2 separate regions of the Homo sapiens genome follow, and region 2 is linked to region 1. A link is an interaction called in ENCODE POLR2A ChIA-PET data of the cell type or tissue named here. Cell type or tissue: CD4-positive, alpha-beta T cell. All regions are shown on one strand. Links, peaks and the distances in the headings refer to the core of each region. The heading gives the core; the rest is flanking DNA.

The links. ChIA-PET counts read pairs that join two places held together with the same protein. Peaks named below come from ENCODE experiments on the same cell type or tissue, not always from the same donor. Only the 100,000 strongest peaks of a DNase experiment are listed, where the experiment ranks them.
Region 2: POLR2A ChIA-PET joins it to region 1 with 10 read pairs; 5 of 35 experiments call an interaction of 5 or more read pairs at or near these places.

Annotation. Positions count from the first base shown.
Region 1 is chr6:107,765,757-107,768,669 of GRCh38, forward strand. The region is part of intron 2 of SCML4 (Scm polycomb group protein like 4); the gene reads right to left. Among named protein-coding and RNA genes, the nearest start is that of SCML4, 57 kb to the right of the region's middle. In CD4-positive, alpha-beta T cell, for the core only: no CTCF peak of the experiment used is centred there; no DNase peak of the experiment used is centred there.
Region 2 is chr6:107,842,006-107,844,918 of GRCh38, forward strand. It overlaps a transcript of SCML4 not described here. Among named protein-coding and RNA genes, the nearest start is that of SCML4, 19 kb to the left of the region's middle. In CD4-positive, alpha-beta T cell, for the core only: no CTCF peak of the experiment used is centred there; a DNase peak (open chromatin) is centred at 1,596.

The DNA.
Region 1 (2,913 bases), core at 258-2,757:
CCCAAATCCATATTCAGGGATGTGAATTCATTGGTGGCTCAATATTGGCCATGAAGGGAATATTTACACCTTAGAATCTGGGAAATGCTGTGAATTAGAGCTGTGTTGATTTATAGATTTTAAAAAATGATGGAGAAAATACTAAAAATGCAGATTAAACTTAAAAGCATGTCATGTCTATAGCTGTTACAATGTGAATAGCACAAAATACTTAAATTCTTTTTTGTCTTCAAAAACTATTATCCAATCCAGGCATGGTGGCACATGCCTGTAGTCCCAGCTGTTTGGGAGGCTGAGGCAGAAGGACTGCTTGAGGCCAAGAGGTCAAGGTTGGCCGGGTGCAGTCCTCACACCTGTAATCCTAGCACTTTGGGAGGCCCAGGTGGGCGGATCACCTGAGGTCAGGAGTTCAAGACCAGGCTGGTCAACATGGTGAAATCCCGTCTCTACTAAAAATACAAAAATTAGCCGGGCGTGGTGGTGCACACCTGTAATCCCAGCTACTCAGGAGGCTGAGGCAGAAGAATTGCTTGAACCTGGGAGGCGGAGGTTGCAGTGAGCCGAAATTGCGCCACTACAGTCCAGCCTGGGCAATAATGTGAGACTCCGTCTCAAAAAAAAAAAAAAAAAGGGTTCAAGGCTGCAGTGAGCTATGATCTCGCTCCTGAATAACCACTGCACTCCAGCCTGGGCAACATAGTATAATAAAACCCTGTCCAGATAAAAAACAAAACTATTATCGAATTTAGCAAGGAAGTCATTCTCAGTCTTGACAAACAAGGAAAGCTCTGACATAAGACCTCATTGTTTACGCTCATTTTACTCTTTAACATGAGTGAAAATAACAACTAACATTCATGTCAGAGCTATGCTCAGAATGCCAGCTGTAAAACATTTACCAGCCTACCACTGCCTCAGATCCACCTCTGAGCCTCACCCCTGACCCCTGTTCCAGCCCTGGGTGCATGGGCACTGGGGGGTAGGCAACAGAAGACTCAGGGGATACAGTCCCTACCCTAGGTGCTGCTCAATGTTCAACCCGAGGAAATGGCCCCTGCCTTGTGACTGTGTCATAATTTCCCCCACAGACCACAGGTAGCAATCCATACCTACCATCAGCAAGAGAGGGACCCTGGAAAGAGACACAGGAAGGGTATTAGGTAGCCACTCTTCCCATCTGTACTATTAAGCTATTTTTTTTTTTTTTTTTTTTGAGACAGAATCTCGCCCTGTCACTAGGCTGGAGCGCAGTGGCATGATCTCGGCTCACTGCAACCTCCGACTCCCTGGTTCAAGCAATTCTCCTGCCTCAGCCTCTCCTGACATGAATAGCTGGGATTACTGACACGCGCCACCATGCCCAGCTAGTTTTTGTATTTTTAGTACAGACGGGGTTTCACCATGTTGTCCAGGGTGGTCTCGATCTCCTGACCTCGTGATCCATCCACCTCGGCCTCCCAAAGTGCTGGGATTACAGACTTGAGCCACCACACCCGGCCTATTAAGCTATCTTTAATGTCTGTAATACAACTCCAAGCAATACAACATCTGGACTGCCACAGAACCCGTGATGCCAATTCAACAGTTCTAATGAAAACACATTTAGAAAGAGGCTTTAAACAAATGTTGAGACAAACAAACGAAAACCCTTTCTACTTAAGTTTGAATACTCAAGTTTCTACTTAAGTTCTCTTGCTTGAGATTTTTGTGAACTTGACTCTCTTGTTACACAGGGCAAAGAACACCTATTTTTTCAGAAAAAGAAAAAGGAAGAGAGAACAAAACAATCCAACGTACTGAAGGATTACAAAACATTGCATTTACCCATATTAATTAGAAAATTACTTCAGCAAGCGAATTTTCCAGTTAACAGAAGCCTGTCCTTTAGGTACTCAACAGAAGCTGCTAGCTGTTCCCAAATATCCATTCTCCTTTCTCCCTTTAATAGTGGACTTCCTAAATTTTAGCTGATCACTCGGTAACCAGCACTGCGTTTCCTAGCTTCCCTTGTAGCTACGGGTGGCTGAGTGACTAACTGCTGGCCTGAGGAATGCAAATTGTAATGGATGTGTGACTTCGAGAATTGAGCCCTTCAAGGAGACAGGCGTGCCCTCTGCTAGCTCTGTGTTCCCATTCTGTTGTCTAAAACAGTGGGACAGTGGGACCTGGAGCAGCCACGTCAGACCAGGAGGTAGAAACTGTGTGTTAACAATGGCAGAACTGGCTGGGCCCGGTGGCTCATGCCTGTAACCCCAGCGCTTTGGGAGGCTGAGGCGAGAGGATCTCTCGAGCTCAGGCATTCAAGACCAGCCTGGGGAACTCGGTGAGACTTCATCTGTACAAAAAAAAAAAAAAAAAAGTAAAAAAGTAGCCAGGCATGGTGACGTGCATCTGTATTCCCCACAACTCAATTGCTTGACCTGGGAAGTCAAGGCTACAGTGAGCTGTGAGGGTGCCACTGCACTCCAGCCTAGGTGACAAGCAACAATACAGGAACAGCCTGGGTCCCCACCCCATGGAGCCATCATACCAGCCTTCCCACACTTTAACATGAGAAAGAAATTAGCTTCTTTCTTCTTTAAAGTCACTGTTATTTAGCCCTTGTTACAGCAGCTGAATTTGTATCCCGAATGACACAATTACCAACATTTTAAGTCATTTTAACTATTTTGTTTTTAACATTTCAAGGATGATAGCCTTTCTAGAACATGCCACACCTTTCTTAACTCATTAAACAGAGCAGACAGAACATCGTTTTCTCTTTTTTGACTTGAGAAGCATAATTGCTATTCTGAACAATAATACAAGGCGATGGCTGAGGAGCGGAGGGCTGCTGCCTCCTGTGGGCTTGGTTCATTCATGCCTAAGTCCTGCAGTTTTTCTACACTTCTTTCCTCTCACTCTCAAACTATC
Region 2 (2,913 bases), core at 300-2,799, 76 kb after region 1:
GAGCTTAGTTTATTGATTGGAGACATTTCTTCTTTTCTAATATAAGCATTTAATGCCATAAATTTTCCTCTAAAGCACTGCCTCAGTTGCAATTCACAAATTAGATATAATTTGTTTTTATTTTGTTCACAGTATTTTTTTCATTTGTCTTGAGGCTTTCCTTTTGGCCCATGGATTATATGGAAGTGTGTTGTTTAATTTCCAAATATTTGGGAATTTTCCAAATATCTTACTTACTGATTTCTAGCTTAATTCCATTATGCGCCAAGCACATACTTTGTGAAATTTCCAGTTTTTAAAGTGTTTTAAGATTTTCTTTATGGTTCAAAATATGTTTGACCTTGTTGAAAAGTCTATGTAGAAGATAAAAAATTATGTATTCTGTTGCTGAGTAGAGTATTGTATAAATGTCAATTAGGTCAAGTTGGTTGATGTTATCCAGAGTGCAGTGGCGCGATCTTGGCTCACTACAACCTCCACCTACCAGGTTCAAGCCATTCTCCTGCCTCAGCTTCCCAAGTAGCTGGGATTATAGGTGTGTACCACCACGCCCAGCTAATTTTTCTATTTTGAGATGGGGTTTTGCCATGCTGGCCTAGGCAGGTCTCAAACTCCTGATCTCAAGTGATCTGCCCAGGTCGGCCTCCCAAAGTCCTGGGATTACAGGCATGAGCCACTGCACCCGGCCTGGTCTTTTGTGATTTTCTGTCTACTCTTTCTTTCAACCATTGAGAGAAGAATGTTGGAATTTCCATCTGTAAATGTGAATTTGTCTTTCTCTTTTCTGTTCTAGCAGTTTTTGCTTCATGTTTTTTTAAGCACTGATGTTAGGTATGTACACACTTGTTATGTCTTCTTGGAGAGTTGACCGTTTTCTTATTATGTAACATTACTATTCCTGATAATATTTCTTATTCTGAAGTGTACTTTGTCAGATATTAATATTATAAGCTGCTCAGGCTTTCTTGTGGTTAATGCTTACATGGTGTTTATTTTTCATTCTTCTACTTATAATAAATATATATTTTTATATTTCATGTGAGACAATATCAAATCGCCTAATATGCATGCAATCAAAATACCAAAAGGAGAAGAGAGATTGAGAAGAAATATTGGGAGAACGAATGGCCAAGATTTCTTCCAAAATTCATGACAGATACCAAACCACAGATCTAAGAAGCTCAGAAACATCAAGCGAAACACAAAAACAAACAAACGATTGATCAAAAATGTCACACCTAGGTATATCATTTTCAAACTGCTGAAAATAGAAGACAGGAAATCCCAAAGACAGCCAGGGAAAAAAGGCATATTATATTTTTTGGGAAAGGCAGGAGACTCCCAAAGAGTGATCAGAAACATTGTTCCACTGCCCCTTTAAAGGTCACCAACCTGAAATTTAAAAACAAATCTAGAATTGGCTTCACCAAACTTAGAGCAACCTATTTTGCACCAATCTGAAAACTTTCAGTAAAGTACCCTTTGACCACCAGGAATTCCAAAGCACAGGGAAGTGGCTTATTCAAAATCACCCAGGAAAACAACTCCCACACACACACAAGTACACTTCCGTCACCCACCCACATCTTCATCAACCTGCCTGCTCTGCCCACTGGCCCTGCCGGTAACATTTGTGCTGTCATCGCCCACAGGCCCTGCAGAGTTGGGATTGTAGAAGAGCACTGCCCCCAGAGACACATTCAACTTTGCGGGAGAAGGAGATTGAACATGTTTCCAGGCAGGGATAACCCACCCAAACTTCCAGAAACCAGTTAGAGGGTGTAGGCAGGGACTTTGCCACACACTGGTGTTCACAGAATTAGGGAGACCCTAATAAAGAGATGGGAAGGTTGGCCAGTGCTGCTGGCAATGTACTGTTAGCCAGCTTTGGGAAAATGCACTGTGCTTTCTCCACCACTGAGAGGAAGAGAGAGAGAGAGAGAGAGAGAAGCAAAACAAAGCAAAAACAATGGGGAAATGTTTTTAAAGTTTAAAGGCAAAGAGAAAAATAATGATGGCAGATTGGGTGGGAGAAATCATCAAGGATACAGTATGAAAAGACAGAACAAAATGAGTATGTGCTTGCAAAAGAAAAGCTAGATGCTAGACAGAGGAGAATTTAAAAATAAAATGTAAACCATGCAACAAAGCTATTAAATGATGGGAAACAGACATGAATTTGTGTAAGGAAGAGAAAGGGAGACGATGAGTCTGACAGCAAGAAAACTCGATGGGATATTTGTTGTGGAGGGAGAGTGCCAAGGACGGAAGGCAGAAAAAAGGGCGCTGGTCCTCAAGTACAGAAGTAGAATGGTCTTCTATCACAATCTCTTTTTACCTTAAATGTATTAAGAAAAAATTACTAATGAGCTCACAATGTATCAAGAAGTCAATGATTCAAATCATCTGCCACTGGGCACAGTGACTTATGCCTGTAATCCCAACACGCTGGAAGGCCGAGGCTGGAGGATCACTTGAGGCCAGGAGTTGGAGATCAGCCTAGGCAACAGAATGAGATCCTGTCTCTACATAATATTTTTAAAATTTGCTGAACGTGGTAGCACAGGCCTGTAGTCCCAGCTACTTGGGAGGCTGAGGCAGGAGGATCACTTGAGGCCAAGAGTTCGAGGTCACAGTGAGCCTATAGTCCCAGTGGGGAAGGGGTACAGCTTTCCCTCACTGCAGTCAATTCTCCACCTCATTTGTCCTCATATCAAATTCTGTACCTCTAACACTCATTATATATTTTAGGGAGACTAAGAAATCATATCCCTGGCTGGGCATGGTGGCTCACACCTGTAATCCCAACACTTTGGGAGGCCAAGCTGAGAGGATTGCTTGAGGCCAGGAGCTGGAGACCAGCCTAGGCAATATAGTAAGACTACGACTCAACAACAACAACAAAATGTTTAA